2 separate regions of the Homo sapiens genome follow, and region 2 is linked to region 1. The links are chromatin loops, found by intact Hi-C in ENCODE. Cell type or tissue: heart left ventricle. All regions are shown on one strand. Each heading gives the region's core, and the rest is flanking DNA. Links, peaks and the distances in the headings are about the cores only.

The links. A loop is a pair of places that touch in the nucleus more often than their neighbours do. Peaks named below come from ENCODE experiments on the same cell type or tissue, not always from the same donor. Only the 100,000 strongest peaks of a DNase experiment are listed, where the experiment ranks them.
Region 2: it touches region 1 in a loop (3.0-fold over the local background); 51 of 110 quality-filtered maps call a loop at or near these places.

What each region holds. Positions count from the first base shown.
Region 1 is chr1:114,554,473-114,562,808 of GRCh38, forward strand. No RefSeq gene overlaps it. Among named protein-coding and RNA genes, the nearest start is that of BCAS2, 23 kb to the right of the region's middle. In heart left ventricle, for the core only: a CTCF peak has its summit at 4,294; no DNase peak of the experiment used is centred there.
Region 2 is chr1:114,349,772-114,358,107 of GRCh38, forward strand. It overlaps the pseudogene LOC100421116. Among named protein-coding and RNA genes, the nearest start is that of TRIM33, 160 kb to the right of the region's middle. RefSeq lists enhancers at 2,729-3,229, 3,230-3,730 and a silencer at 3,096-3,390. In heart left ventricle, for the core only: no CTCF peak of the experiment used is centred there; a DNase peak (open chromatin) is centred at 3,650.

The sequences.
Region 1 (8,336 bases), core at 161-8,160:
AGATTACTTTGGTACCAGCTTTGAGGGTTAACTAGTAGAACAAGAAAGTTTATAAGGAGAACAAGGAAGAGACTATTCCTATGATTCAGAGATGAGGAGGACCTGAATTCATGACAGGTGGCAGTGAATACACAGATCAGGATTAGTGTGCCATTTCCAAAGTAAATGAATAGGATTTGGTGCCCAGTTGGATATAAGGATTAGGGAGGAGTCAAGGACAACAAGTCAAGTTCGAGAATCTTGCAGAGCATCCAGGTGGAGCTGTCAGTCGCAATACTGCTGGGGAGAGAGATATGGCTAAAGATACAGATTAGTGAGTCATCCACTTCACTGGTGGTAATTAAAGTCTATGGGAATGGATTGCTCAGGTTAGCTGATCCAAAACAGAGCCTTAGGGAACACCAGCATTCAAGCAATGGGCAGAAGAAGAGAAATAGCCCATGAAAATACAGAGAAAGATGGGTAAAACAGGTAGGAAGATAATTAAAATACTAAACAGAAAGCAATAAATACCATAAAAGAGGTACAAACAAAGTAATGTGGGAGTTCAAAGTAGGATTACAACTTAATCTGAGTCTCTGTTAACTCACCTGTAAAATCAGGTTGGACTAAGTGATCTCTGAAATCACTTTTGTCTCTAAACCTTTGAATCTATTCAGTGTCTACCATGTGCCCATTAACATGATAGATGCTATGGAAAGAAAGGCACAACCCCTACTCTAGAAGAGCTTTCTTAATTTAGTTTTTTGTTTGTTTTTAGAGATGGAGTCTTGCTCTGTCACCTAGGCTGGAGTGCAGTAGCGCAATCCTAGCTCACTGCAGCCTTGAACTCCTGAGCTCAAGCGATCCTCCCACTTCAGCCTCCCAAGTAGCTGGGGTTACACACACGCACAACCATGCCTGGTTAGAAGAATTTTCGGTTTACTGGGGAGCTTAGTCTCTGCACAGCTACTGAAACAAAACAAAACAAAAAAACTGGACAAACAAAACCCACTGGAGATGGAGATCATTTATAATTAAGGGTTGAATTTTGTGGCATAGCCTGTGGGCTGCAATCCAGAGAAGGAAGGTGTAATAATATGTGTATAGAAGCTTCGTGGAGGAAGAGAGTGGACTTGGGCTGGATTCAGATAGAGAAGAATAATGTGGGCAGAAATAAAGGTATGAGTTCACCTACCTGATAACTTGAAGACCTCGGCTGGGAATTCATGGGAAGTAAGGTTTTAGATAGGTAGCACAAGGCCTACCTTACTAATCAACTTATATAACTTAGTTGGGACTTAGAATAGACATGGAAGCAGTGGCGAGCTACTGTAGGTTGTTGGGCAGGTTTGTGATGTTTATTGTACGGGATATATTGATAGCTATTTTTATTGCACAAAATGTCTATCGCTATGATACGTTTTCCCATCGCCAATTTCACACTACAGTGGCTGCTGTGGTGTGCTGCCCAGATCACCTCGCTCCAGGTCTGATGCATGCATGCATGCCCCCACCTTCTGGGAGAGTAGACGGCTGGCAACTCTCAACTAAGTCCTTCTCCAGGACTTGCGCTCAGCTGAACAGAACCACTTTGCCTAATGTCCCACCACCTTACCAGGAGCAGTGCACATTAATGACTGGTTGATGAGCTTTACAAAGGCCCAGCCTCCCCACCCCAGTTCAGAAAAACCTTGAAGTGTCCTCCCCCTAGCTTCAGAGCCTCCTGGCTGAGGCCTTTGTTGCAAGTGTAGCACAGTTCATCTCCTGCTCAATCCTGCTTCCTTTGCTCTCAACAGGTGTTGATCCCAAGAATACTTCCTAATAAACTTCCTACATTCTAATTTCCATCTGTTTTCTGGGGAATCAAACTGAAACATACATGATAATTACGTTCACTCAACTTTTCACTCAACTTTTCATCTATGCTACTCAACTTTTTCATCTGTGGTACTCAACTTTTCATCTATGCTACTTAACAATTAAACTGTAGAAACATTTTATGAGCCCAGATTTTGGCGTGAGGAATGTTCTTTAACAATTTTGACATTTGTAGTTTAGAACACCAAGATCTACCTTTTATAAAACCTGCACTCTCTAAAATCGCACACCCATTTTGGCACTATACATTCAGTTCAGTTTTTGTGGAGACAGTAGTAGATACAAATAGCTAAGCATATGTAAGGAATATCAATCAAAAGGAAATAATGAATTGGTGGTAACTATGTCTTAGCAGGATATACCATAGGTTGATGGAGTGCATTGCTCAGTGTCTTGTATAGTAATACTCTTGGAGACACCAGGTACTCCACGGAGGTAGTCCACAACTGGAAATTTTACAGAGTGTTGTTTTGGATCACAAAGAAACTGTGACACCATTTGATTTTTTTTTTTTGCGTTTATCCAAAATATCTTAATCTATATACTTGGCACTTAGCACTACTTAAAAAAAAAATCACCAACTATGACACTATCAGGCAGCTCTCAGCTAAGCACATTACTCTCCTTTAGTTTAAAAGCTTTAGAACAAAGTTCAGAAATTTAAAACTTGGAATAAAAATGGGCAAAAAAAATTGTAAAGTTGGTGGTAATAAAGTGATCAGCATTGTTAGAATGGTTACCTCAGAGTGTTCAGAACATCAAAGTACCCCTGCAAAACATCTTGCTGAGACAATTGGTCTTGCAGCTTTTTTGGGGGGCGGGGGGGATGGAGTTTTGATCTTGTTGCCCAGGTTGGAGTGCAATGGCGTGATCTCGGCTCACTGCAACCTCCGCCTCCCAGGTTCAAACGATTCTCCTGCCTCAGCCTCCTGAGTAACTGGGATTACAGGTGCTGGCCACCATGCCCAGCTAATTTTTGTATTTTTAGTAGAGATGGGGTTTCACCGTGTTGGCCAGGCTGGTCTTGAACTTCAGACATCGTGATCCACCTGCCTTGGCCTCCCAAAGTGCTGGGATTACAGGCATGAGCCACTGTGCCCGTCTGGTAGCTCTTAAGAGGGAAAGATGAAGGGTGAAAAACGAGAAATTGTCCGTCTATATTTCCAATGGTCTATGTCCTTTTAAAATTTTTAATTAATTAATTTTTTTTTAAAGACAGGATCTTGCTCTGTTGCACAGGCTGGAGTACAGTGGCATGATCATGGCTCACTGTAGCCTTGAACTCCTGGGCTCAAGCAATCCTCCCACCTCAGTCTCCCTAGTAGCTGGGATTATAGGCATGAGCCACCCTGCCTGGCTCCTACATCACTTTTTTGTCCTTATGACATCGGTTTTTAAAAATGTCCTTTCCTCTGTTTGCAAAGGGCAAAAATAAAACCATAATAAAAAATAAAGTAAAATGTACTTTCCTCAACACGATTAAGAGATACAGTTTTAGAGACAAATAACATTCAGTGCTCACTGAAATTATCAAATTTTTAATATGGAAATAGATGGGTTTATATGGCATTCTTTATAATACAACAAATTCTGTAAAGGGAAATATATTGAAAATGCTGGGTCTGTAATTGACAGATTGCCAAAGAATAAATTATATCCTGTGCTGTAATTATGTATTCAGCAATAATGAATACTAGGAGAAAATAGCAAAGTAGTAATTATACCAATTACAATTGATTAGTTGGTATTAACATAAAAAGATGTGCTCATTGTGTTATACTCTATTATGTCACAAAAGGCTCTGATGTATTAAAGATAGTTGATTTCTTTATAAAGTCCCTTTTTATAATTGACTAAACTCAGTGAGTTTGGAAGGAAACTGGGAATTTGTATAATTACTCATGATAAAAATTTATTATGCTACAATTTTCATTGTTTTATGCTACTGTAGTTTCTAATTTTCTAATCTGTTTTTCCTGTGTTATTGGTATACTAGCACTGCATTTAAAAAAATGGAACAAAGTAATCCAAAAGAATTGTAATAACTAGAACTCATAAGTATCCACTATTGTTTATTTTTTGTTAGAAATTGAGATTTAAGGTGGCAAGGTAATTGCTACTCTATATAAAGTAGAGCTCTGTTTCTTTACAAATCTCCAAAGTGTGAATTTAACAATTTAGCAGGACTAATTATTTTAGACTTCTGGTGAGTTGGACGCACTTCATAATTTTAACAATAAAAGTGAAGTCTATGTGGGATTAAATTTAAACTCTGAAAAAAATGCAAGGATCCTTCAATATATGAAACATCAGAGTAAATTTAATTATCTCAATTTTCTCAAGTCATGTAATGGAAAGCAGGCAGGTATAAATTGCTGCTGCATGGGTAATTTATTTCACTTTTTAATGACCTTGTGCCCTCTATGGTCAAACAAGAATACTACAGGAAATAAGCAGGCCCTCTTTTAAAAGTAGGAGAGCATAATAGATAGCAGACTGAAAAGAAGATCTTGAAACTTAGTGAAAAGCCCAAAATAGAAAATAAGCCAAATAACATTTAAGTGTGACTAAGAAGATGTTCTTAGGGCTAGTTTTAGTGAGTGGTAAAATTTAATTGTAATTATAAGCAAAAGTCTAATATATATGGCCATTGACAGAATTCAATTTAAGACCACTTTGTTGTACACACATCAATAGCGTATTCCTTTGAATGCATTTAGTTGTAAAGTGTGGAGGAAGAAGGGAACACTGAGCTAAGATGAAGCTGAGCTTTTTATTATCCTGAATTATGTACCCTTAAAGTCCATATCTAAATTCCTTGACCAAATGTTTTTAAGATCTAGAGAAAAAAAAATATGTTAGAGAAACTGTTGGCTGAGTGTGGTGGCTCACACTTGGAATCCCAGCACTTTGGGAGACCAAGGTGGGTGGGTCACTCGTGCCCAGGTGTTTGAGACCAGCCTGGGCAACATGATGAAACCCCATCTCTACAAAAACCAGAAATATTAGCTGGGCATGGTGGCGTCTGCTTGTAATCCCAGCTACTCGGGTGGCTGAGGAGGGAGAATCACTTGAGCCCGGGAGATTGAGGCTGCAGTGAGCTGAGATTGTGCCACCACACTCTAGACTGTGCAACAGAGTGAGACCCCGTCTCAAGAAAAAAAAAAAGATTTCTGGTTGGTAAAATGTGGTAACTAAAAGCAGAACTTGAAAGTTGCACACATCACTTCAGTTCCTATCTCATTGGACACAACCTAGTCACACAGCATATGTACATGGTTGGATGGGAAGCTAGCAGTTAAGTTTTTAGTTGAGCATCCATATGCCCAGCTAAAACTTCTATTATTATAGGAGAGGATAACATATATTAGAGGGGCAAGTATGTAGTCCCTGCTACAGTAAGTCACTGAGACAACAAGTTCTGGGTTTACCCCTTTCCTTCTCAAAGACATGTAAAAATACAACCAAGTGAGATATGCATAGGGATCATCTTGAATCTGTATGATATATTTAGAAAGAAAGTTATTAAAAACTGCAGGTTTTGGCTGGGTGTGGTTCACACCTGTAATCCCAGCACTTTGGGAGGCCAAGGCGGGTGGAATACTTGAGGACAGGAATTTCAGACCACCCTGGCCAACATGGCAAAACCCTATCTCTACTAAAAACACAAAAATTAGCCAGCCGTGGTGGCATGTGCCTGTAACCCCAGCTACTCGGGAGGCTGAGGCAGGAGAATTACTTGAACCTGGGAGGCAGAGGTTGCAGTGAGCCAGGATTGCACCATTGCACTCCAGTCTGAGTGACAGAGAGAGACCTTGTCTCAAAACACAAAAACGAAACTGCAGGTTATTTATTTATTTATTCATTTAATTTTTTTTTTTTTAAGATAGGGGTCTTACTATGTAGGTCACAAGCTGGTCTCAAACTCCTGGGTTTCAGCGATCCTCTCACCTGAGCCTCCCAAAGTGCTGGGATTATAGGTGTGAGCCACCGTGCCCAGCTAAAAACTGCAGATCTTAAGTTACAGTGAATAACAAATTACTTGGCCCACATCTCTCAACAAACCACAATAGCCAGCTTATTGACTTTTATGGCTATTTCCCAGCACAAACTATGAAACAGACAGACCATCCCAGTTCTCCACTACTAAAATTATGCCATAATAAATATAACCTATTATATTTTTCTTTAGAAAGAAAAAAATCCTAGGGAGTAGTTGGGTGAACTGTTTATCATACTGGGCCAGCTAAGTGAAAGGGGTTACCTCTCTCTCTCTATTTTATAGAGACGAGGTCTTACTATGTTGGCCAAGTTGGTCTTGAACTGCTGGCCTCAAGTGATCTTTTCCCCTCCACCTCCCAAAGTGCTAGGATTACAGGCGCGAGCCACTGCTCCTGGCCAAGGGGTTGCCTCTTAACTCAGGTAAGATCCAGGGTGTAATAGACATGTTGTCATTATCTGCCCAACTACTTCCTCTCCTGATAGAAGCGCCATCCTATCTTACTTTGGGGAGCTATTACTCCAATCCAATCAACTGCCAAGCATAGTACTCTACCCTCAATTCTACAGGTATATGATCGATATCTGGCCAATCACAGTGCCCCCAAGTCCTAGCTATACTTCTGACTCTAAGGACTGAACGTGAAATTTAGAGCACATCAATCAAAATCCTCTGAAATAATATATACTGATATATTTGCTTCCTTCTAAGGCTGCTAAACTGAGATGATGTAAGTCTGGAGCTGCCTGTGGCTTTGGCCTCTGTTGTATAGAGGAAGCCTATTTGTAGGAGACAATATGGCCAGAAAGAGAAACAGAGAGATGAAAAACAGGACGACACGGGATCTCTGGAATTATTTTTTATATTTTATTTATTGAAAAAAAATTTTTTTTGAGACAGGGTCTCACTTTGTCACCCAGGTTGGAGTCAGCTGTGTGATCATAGCTCACTGCAGCCTGAAACTCCTGCCTGAACCTCCCCAAAGTGCTAGGATTACAGGCATGAGCCACCATGCCCAACTGGAATCCCTGGATTTAGTTGACGATGCAGCTAGTTCCACCTCTGTGCTTACAAATTAAATGAACCAATAAATCCCCCTTTACTGCTTAAGGTAGTTTTAGTTAGCTTTCTGTCACTTGCAAACAGACTTCTAATATCCAGAAATAGACTTCTAAGGATAGAGGAAGTGAAGTGGGTCTAATATAATAAATCTTAGTTCTCAGGGTAGAAAGCAGGGTGAAACAGAAATAGAAACTTCTGTTCATGAACAGGTTTACAGAGTGTCCCATTAGTCCAACTTATTTTTGATTCTATGGTATCCAACAAATTTGTATTGAAATTAAATGAAATGTGGTTTCTGTGTTCTTCTGGCACTAAATAAACATAGTACCTTGAGTGGCAGTCTTATGAATAATTTTCATTTTCTTTTTATCTGCATTTTCTGATTTGCCTATAATAAACATATGTAGATTTTTCACCATGTTAAATCAAACATTTATCATTATTCTTTATCAACTATTGTATTAGTTTCCTCAACATTTATCATCACTCTTTACCAACTATTGTATTAGTTTCCTATCAGTGCCGTAGCAAATTGCTATAAAGTGGGTGGTTTCAAGCAAAACATATTTATCATCTTACAATTCTGAAAGTCAGAACAAAGTGGGTCCGCAAAGCAGTTTCTCCTGGCCAACACTCTGATGGGAGATTTGTTTCCTTGCCTTTTCTAGTTTCTAGACACCACCTGCATTCCTCAGCTCATGGTCCCCTTCCTTCATCTTTAAGGCCTGCAGGTTAGCAACCTTTCTCCTCTCTAACCTTCCACCTTCTACCTCCCTCTTAAAAAGACCCTTGGAGGTCCACTCCAGACCCTGTTTGCCTGGGTATCAGCAGCAGTGGCCGCAGAACAGCAAATGGTGCTGCCTGATCATTCCTCTGGAAGTTTCGTCTCAGAGGGGTACCTGGCCGTGTGAGGTGTCAGTCTGCCCCTACTGGGGGGTGCCTCCCAGTTAGGCTACTCAGGGGTCAGGGACCCACTTGAGGAGGCAGTCTGTCCGTTCTCAGATCTCAAACTCCGTGCTGGGAGAACCACTACTCTCTTCAAAGCTGTCAGACAGGGACATTTAAGTCTGCAGAGGTTTCTGCTGCCTTTTGTTTGGCTATGCCCTGCCCCCAAAGTCTACAGTAACCAAAACAGTATGGTACTGGTACCAAAACAGAGATATAGACCAATGGAACAGAACAGAGCCCTCAAAAATAATACCACACATCTACAACCATCTGATCTTTGACAAACCTGACAAAAAAAAAGAAATGGGGAAAGGATTCCCTATTTAACAAATGGTGCTGGGAAAACTGGCTAGCCATATGTAGAAAGCTGAAACTGGATCCCTTCCTTACACCTTATACAAAAATTAATTCAAGATGGATTAAAGACTTAAATGTTAGACCTAAAACCATAAAAACCCTAGAAGAA
Region 2 (8,336 bases), core at 316-8,315, 200 kb before region 1:
AAATTTCTGATAGTCTATATTTTAGAGGACAAAGTTTCTCAGTGAGTGAGAAAACAGTAGTCACTCAAAGAAGACAGTTACGACATTTTACAGCTGCACTGTGTCCTTGAGGAAAATAATGTTTTCTGTGAACTTTGCAGCTCACTTTATCCATGTCATTATTCCGGCACGATAGTCGGCCGGCAGATTCTTTCTTTCTTATGTTCAAAAAGAGCATCTGCTTGGCCCAGCCTATCTTTGCAGGCTGCTTCCCAGCTCAGGCACAGGGTGTCCTCGGGTTCCGCTTTCCCCCAGCCCAGGTCTCATCAGTGATACTAGGAAGAAGGCTGTCCTTCAGGCCACTCTCCTGAAGGGGCTGCGGACATAGCCGGTGTCCTGCTGAATGAATTCCACATGAAAATGGGAGCTCCAGCTCCAGAGCTGGGTAAAGTCCCTCATTCAGTCTACTTGGTCAGGATGGAAGCATCCTGCAATGCCCACCCACCACTCCTTGCTCCACTCTGCCTTTCCACGTGGAAGCACGTGTCCTCCGGCAAAGGATAAACTGCTTAAACAAGAAAGAAGTTTCTCTCCAGGTGACAGTCCGGAGGTAGGCAAGTGGTCCAGGGCTGGTGTGTGGCTCTGCCATCCTCAGGCATGGCTTCCGTTTGCAGCTGCAAATGGCTAGTACAGTCCTTGCCAATGCCTAGCCAGCAGGCCAGGAAAGACATGGGAACACACACTCAGTCCTCTTAAGTGCAAGAATATAACATTCTGGGAACTAAGGTGTATGATTTCAGCTCATTTGTCATTCGCAGGACTTGCTCAGGTAAGGGAGGCTGGGAAAGAGACTTGACTTGGTGGCCACGTGCAGGAGCTGTCAACCCTCTCCTAACCCACCACTTAGAGACAGTGCCCTTCTTGTTGGCTAGCCTCTTCCATCCACAGGCAAATGCGTCCTTTCCTCTTTTGTCCTGTCCTAGTCTCTAAAAGAACCAGAGATGTTAACATCTGAGCCTCCCCTGAGTGCAGACCAATGGGGACAGGGCTGCAGATCCTGGGCAGGGATCTCCGTGCTGATGGTGAGGAGACATTGTCAGTGGCCCTTGCTCCACCAGAGTCCTCCCTGCAGCGCCCTTCACCGCCCAGCCCCCTTGCCCACCCCTGTCATTTGGTGCTCAATTTCAGATGCCTGCCCATCCCCTGCCTTGCTCCAAAGAACTTTGGTAGGTAGAGGAGGCACTGCTCCAGGGCCCCAGGAGCATGGGAGTATCCTGAGGCCAGTCGGTGCCTCCAGGGCTCTTCCCGGCCTCCTCCAAACAGCATGTTCTCTTCTCCCTTCCTTGGGGCTAAAAGGAGTCGGACCATGTGAGAGTGGAGGGTACTGAGGTTGTGCTGGCCTTTGTGCTCAGCACCCTCCATCCACTGCCACCCACCTATGCCACTCTCTTGGCTTGTTGACTGGCCAGGCTGGGGACGCAGTTTTCTTACATGTCCAGAGCAAAGCAGTAGAAGACAGGCCAGCACTGCAAGCTTGAGCCTACGTGCTCCAGCATCTCCGAGCTCCCAGGCATCCACCCACCCCACACCTCAGCCACTGGCTCCTGGGCCCTGGCAAGTGCCACATTCCTGATGTGGTGGACGCTGTCCCAACTCATGTCAGGCCAGGCCCAGAGGCAATGGGAACTGATGGACAAGATGGATCACCACCTCCCCACCTACACAATTATTGTAGACATCCCACCCGAAAGCTTGTTCTATAGTTGCCATGGAGGAATGCCCCAGAGGAATGAATTGGTACCAAGGTCATAGTGACTTCATGCACCAAACGCAGGGAGGTATAGCAGTGAAGTGCATAGACTTGAAGTCAGGTTAGCTGCGTTTAAATCTGAGGTCTACCACTTCCCAGCAACTGGGATCTTGAGCAATTATTTAACTCCTCTAAACCTCAGTTTCTTCATTTCTAAAATGAGACTAATAATGGTAGCACACTTCATAATCATCAAGGAAGACTAAAACAATTGTTACACCAAAAGTGCTTAAAACAGGGCCTAGAACAAAATGAGCATTTCATAAATGTTGGCTATTGTTACTTTTCTAGAGGTCTTTGGATTCAATGAATCAATATGACAATACATGACCTTGTGGAAAGACACTAATGGTGGTCTCCCACACATCAAGTCACAGAAGTGGGGGACATAGTTTTAGGGCATTGGGAAAGCTGGTGTTGCTCACAGGGAACTGTCTGATGTAGAAAAGGGCTTCCCGGGAACTGTGAAGTCAGAAAAATTGGTCAAAATCATACTGATTGCTGTTAACATGTCGGAGGCAGGCAGGCTGCAGAGACAAAGCCTCTGGGGTCTCCTGATCACCACTGCGTAAAACCCAGGTTATTCTCCAGCACCCCTAGGACAATCTCACCCCACAAGCAAAAAGGATGGTTGTGTGAACCCTGCTGTTGTAAACCTGGGGCTGGGAAAAGTGAGACCAATTTGTTGGATAAAGATGTGAGGACATTTAAGCCCTTGCCATGCATGAAGTTAGGAAGATGGCAATCATTTTTGCTTATAGCAATGCCTTAAAACTTATCCTATATCAGCAGCTGTGACTGGGAAGAGCCCTGTGCTGGGAGTGCAAACGAGACCATGAGCTTCTTGAGGTAGGTGTGGATCTAATCAATTGCCTGGCACACAGATGATGCTCAGTAAATATTGGCTGGATGAAGTCAGGAAACCTGTGTTCCAGTCTCTGCTCTGTAGGGAGCCAACAGTGTCACCCCGGTCAATATGCCTCTCCTCCAGGGTTGCTGTTCCCCATCTGCCTCTAGACTTGATATCTGAGATTCCATTGAGCAGTAAGATTCTGTCCGTTCCCAGCCTAGGAGCTTGCTGCCCACCTAAGGAGACCTGTCTTGCTGTAAGACCCTCAGGCCTTGCCCTCCTCAACCTCAGCAGGGAGACTGCCTGCCTGAGTTGGAGGTGGTGTGTGTGGTGGAAAGGCAAGGCTCCATGTTTTTTTCCTTTTGACTGCTCGATAGTGGAGCCTCAGACCCCTTGCAGGAGGAATGAGTCGGTGTGGGGAGGGTAATTGAGCCGAAACTGGCAGGAGGAGGAGAATAGGTGCAAAGGAAGTCAGGGCAACCAGCTCCCTGGGGAGAAGCTGAGAGGCAGCAAGTAGAGGCCGAGCCAGAGATGATAGGAGAGGGCCCAGCAGCAGCAGCGAACAGCAGTGTGGCTGGGGAAGAGCAGATGGGGCTGGCAGATGGGAGCTGACAGGCTGCACGGGCTGGCAGGCAGCTCAGCATTTCTCAAGAGGCAGCTCCGCTGAGCAGCCAAGGGGAGATGGGGAAGGCTGAGCTATCAAACCCTTTCTGCTTCCCAATCATGTCTTTCTCTAGGAGACCTACAGGAGAGGATTGGGCCTAAGAAGTCAGGGTTGCCTCCCACAATTAATGATAAAATTTCAATTCGAAATCAATAACTTAATGGAATGAGATTTCTTTTCATCTGAATTGGGAAGCATTCATTAAATACCTACTCCGTGGCAGGCCCTCAGTAGGATGCTAGGTGAGAAGGACCTCTCTGCCGTGCAGGGGAAGCTCAGTCAGGAAGTAGAGCAGGCAAGACCTCAGACTCCAGGCAGACAGTACCACAGTACAGGTGGGCAGTGGGCCAGCTGTGGGGGAGGAGGGAGGGCCACTGGAACTGGGAGGGGACGTAAGACAGGAAGGCTTGGCAAAGGCAGCAGCATGCAAATTAACTCTCCGTTTTCACATGGAGGAGGTAGGGCCTTCTGACTGTGTGAGTCAGCTTGCAGGAAAGTGCAAAAGCCAGTCTGAAACATAAAGAAATATTAAGACATGCAAGGCCATCCTTGGTTTCCCTTTAGTCTGGTTTGCTTAAGGGAAGCTTTCTTCATCCAAAATAGAACGTGGTTAGGGGGTGGGGGAAGTAAGAAGCAAATCCTACCATCGTGCTCTGGATCCCATCTCCCACACATCTCCTTGCTGATCCCACCCTGGGACACTTACTCAATTGATTATCCCAGCTCTCTTCAGTCTCGAACTTCTCCTCTGTTGGTCCCTCATACCATCTTTGAACTTGATCCACTATCTCATTAATAAACAAACTATCCCCTTTCATGCTTACTTCTTCTCTGTCTCTTTCTCACTGTAGCTAAATATCTTTAAAACATGGTCTATATTGTCTTAGAGTTAGTCCTGCTGCTGCCTTAGTCTTGCTGAAGAATGGGAACAGAAGATGGAGATTCTGAATGGCCAGAAAGAAGGGCCTGGCCACAGACAGCTTTGCCTTTCTCTGCACCGACCAGGTAGGGATCACAGGCCTCAGTAGTGCCGATCCCTTCCAGGTTTTGTGCCAGAAAAATTCCAAGTCAAGCCCCTCAAAGGATCACAAACTGCACCATTGGCAATGGCTTGTTTAACCGAACTTGAGAACTGTTCTTGACCCCGCAACCTGGTATTGTCTCTAAAGGTTTTACCCAATCACCTGGGGATGCTGTCTTTCAACTCTCAGATTTGGAAGAGGATGAAGAGGAGGTACCACTCTATACTTCAGCAGCCACTTCAGTGGAACAGAAACATTCAATATCCAAGCAACAGTAGGCATCCTCCCACTACCCAGACTTCAGGATAGGGACTGGCTACTATTGCTGTCTCAAACCCAGGAAAGCGTCTGTCATAGACAAACCGAGCATTTTCCCTCCTCACCACCTATGAGATATTGCATGTCTCTGAAATCACTCAGGTTGCCCCAAGCTCAGTCTCCCTTTATAATTCCAGGAGAAGCAGTGATAGCAGTTCGCTTATCACAATTATAAATTCTCCTGCCAGCTACTACAATTCAGCATTGATGAATCCACAAAATGTATGGTTTAAGACTTTCATTAAATCCTCCTAATGTGGGCCAGTTGAAGAGGAGTTTAGTAGACAGCTGAAGAGATTAGAGATAGCTAGAGTGATAGAGTCCTGATGCCCAGGAGAATGGAAGCTGCCAAGATGTGGTGGCTTACATCTGTAATCCCAGCACTTTGGGAGGTCAAGTTGGATAATCACTTAAGCCCAGGAGTTTGATACTAGCCTAGGCAACATAGTGACACCCCATCTCTACAAAAAACTAAAAAATTACCCAGGAGTGGTGATGTATGCTTGTGGTCCCAGCTACTAGGGAGTCTGAGGTGGGAGGATGCATTGAGCCCATGAGGTTGAGGCTGCAGTGAGCCATGATCACGCCACTGCACTCCAGCCTGGGCAACAGAGTGAGAACTTGTCTCAATATAAAAAAATAAATAAATAAATGCAGTTTGTTGGTGAATTGAAAAGGAATCAGCCTTTCAGTCATGATGGGTAGCCTCTGACCTCCACTATGTACATCCCCACTAAAATTGGGTAGGTGTCCTGTAGGACTGAGACTCAGCAGTTAGCTGACCTCTTGTACAAATTTGGATGCGAATAGTTATGCGCTGACTGAAACATCTGGTCTGGTTTGATTTGAGAGAAAAGAAACATGGCAAAAAGGTTATGAATATGGAAGTGGAAGAATGGGAACAGAATGTGATGAGGCAATAAAGGATGAGGTCTGATGAATGGAGAGATTGTGTATGAAAAGTCCATGAGTCTATGGAACCAGCAAAGCATGAAAGGTTTAAGACACTTCATCAGTTGGGTTTTCTTGCCTTGAAAAAGGGGGAATAGAAAATGATTTGGTAAGTACTCCCTCTTTCACTTCCTTTGGAAGGGATTGGGCAAAATAAGTATTATTTCCTCCTCATATACGTAGAATTAGTTTTTTTGGTTTTTTGTTTGTTTGTTTTTGAGACAGAGTTTTTGAGACTCTGTCACCCAGGTGGGAGTGCAAGGGCGCGATCTCTGCTCACTGCAAACTCTGCCTCCCAGGTTCAAGCGATTCTCCTGTCTCAGCCTCCTGAGTAGCTAGGATGATAGGTGCCTGCCACCACGCCTGGCTAATTTTTGCATTTTTAGTAGAGATGGGGTTTCACCATGTTGGCCAGGCCAGTCTCAAACCCCCGATCTCAGGTGATCTGCCCACCTCGGCCTCCCAAAGTGCTGGGATTGCAGGCGTAAGCCACCATGTCTGGCCTAGAATTAGTTTAGAAAGCCATTTATCTGTGGAGTTTTCTTTAATGAAAGGTTAACTATAGATGCATTTCTCAAACGTTATAAAAATTTGCATCAGTTTTAATTTTTCTAGAAATTTGTTGATTTCGTCTAAATTTTCCAATTTACTGGCATAAAGTTGTCCATAAAATCTTGTTTTAGGCCCGGTGCAGTGGCTCACGCCTGTAATCGCAGCACTTAGGAGGCTGAGACGGGTGGATCACTTGAGGCCAGGAGTTTGAGACCAGCCTGGCCAACATGGTGAAACCCTGTCTCTACTAAAAATACAAATATTAGCTGGGCGTGGTAGCTGCGTGTACTCCCAGCTACTTGGGAGGCTGAGGCAGGAGAATCACTTGAACCCGGGAGGCAGAGGTTGCAGTGAGCCTAGATCGTGCCACTGCACTCCAGCCTGGGTGACAGAGTGAGACCGTCTCAACAAATTAAAAAAAAAAAAAAAGAGAGAAAGAAAGAAAGAAAGAAAAGAAGAGAAAAATCTTTTTTAAAAAATTCATTTTAGGGCCAGGTGCGGTGGCTCATGCCTGTAATCCCAGCACTTTGGGAGGCCGAGGCAGGTAGATCACGAGGTCAGGAGATCGAGACCATCCTGGCTAACATGGTGAAACCCCGTCTCTACTAAAAATACAAAAAATTAGCCAGGCGTGGTGGTGTGCACCTGTAGTCACAGCTACTTGGGAGGCTGAGGCAGGAAAATGGTGTGAATCTGGGAGGCGGAGATTGCAGTGAGCTGAGATCGTGCCACTGCACTCCAGCCTGGGCGACAGAGCGAGACTCCATCTCAAAAAAAAAAAAAAATTCATTTTAGGCCAGGCACGTGGCTCACGCCTGCAATCCCAGCACTTTGGGAGACTGAAGTGGGCAGATCACCTGGGTCAGGAGTTCAAGACCACCATGGCCAACATGGCAAAAATCCATCTCTATCAAAATATGTAAAAATTAGCTGGGCATGGTGGTGTGCACCTGTAATCTCAGCTACTGGGGAGGCTGAGGTTTGAGGATCACTTGAACCTGGGAGGTGGAGGTTGCAGTGAGCTGAGATCATGCCACTGCACTCCAGTCTGGATGACAGAGTAAGACTCTGTCTCAAAATAAAAATAAAAACAAAAATTCATTTTAAACTTTTAATTGTAAAATAAAGTGCAGATACAGAAAAATCATACAAATGTAGTTGTGTGAATTTTGATTGGGTTGACACCCACATAACTATTAATTGGACCAAGAAATAAAACTCTGCTGGCCACCCCAGAAGTCCCACCTTCTGACATGTTCCTATCACAGCCCACTCCCTTCCTCCAAAAGTAACCACCATTGTGACTTAATCGGTTCTTTGTGTTTCTTTAAGATTTTATAACCTGAATGCATTCTATTCAGGTATTCTGAACAGAATTTATAACCTGAATGCATTCTATTCAGTATTTTTTTAAGGCATGCCTTTTTTTTTTTTTTTTTTTTTTTGAGACGAAGTCTCCCTCTGTCATCCAGGCTGGAGTGCAGTGGTGCGATCTCAGCTCACTGCAACCTCTGTCTCCCAGGTTCAAGCAATTCTTCTGCCTCAGCCTCCCAAGTAGCTGGGATTACAGGCACACAATACCAGGCCCGGCTAATTTTTGTATTTTTAGTAGAGACGGGGGTCTCACCATGTAGGCCAGGCTGGTCTCGAACTCCTGACCTCAAGTGATCCGCCCACTTCAGCCTCCCAAAGTGCTGGGATTACAGGTGTGAGCCACCACGCCCAGCCTAACAGCATGTCTTTTAAGCCTCTTTTAATGCACAGGTTTCCCTCCTCCATCCCTTTTATTGCCTTGCAATTTTTCTGCTGATTATGAAGAATACAGGGCATTTTACCTGTAGAGTTTTGCACAACCTGAGTTCTGAAATTTGTTGACTGCATAATTATGGTGCATTTCAATATGTTTCTCTGTGTTCTGTCATTTCTACAGATTGGTAGTGGGATGTAAAGGCTTTAGACTCAAAGTAATGCTTTGCCAAGACTGTAGATAGGTTGGGTTGCATTCTTTAATCAGGAAGTGACTTCTGAACAGCCAGCAAAATTTGGAAGTGGATGAGTAAGTGCAACCAATCACCCTCTGCCACTTTTGGGGTGTGACTGGGGTCCTGCCCTACTTGGCTAATAGTGCCACCATTTGACATTTTATGCGTTTGTATTTGTTTGTATTTGTGGCACCATGAGAGTTTGCTT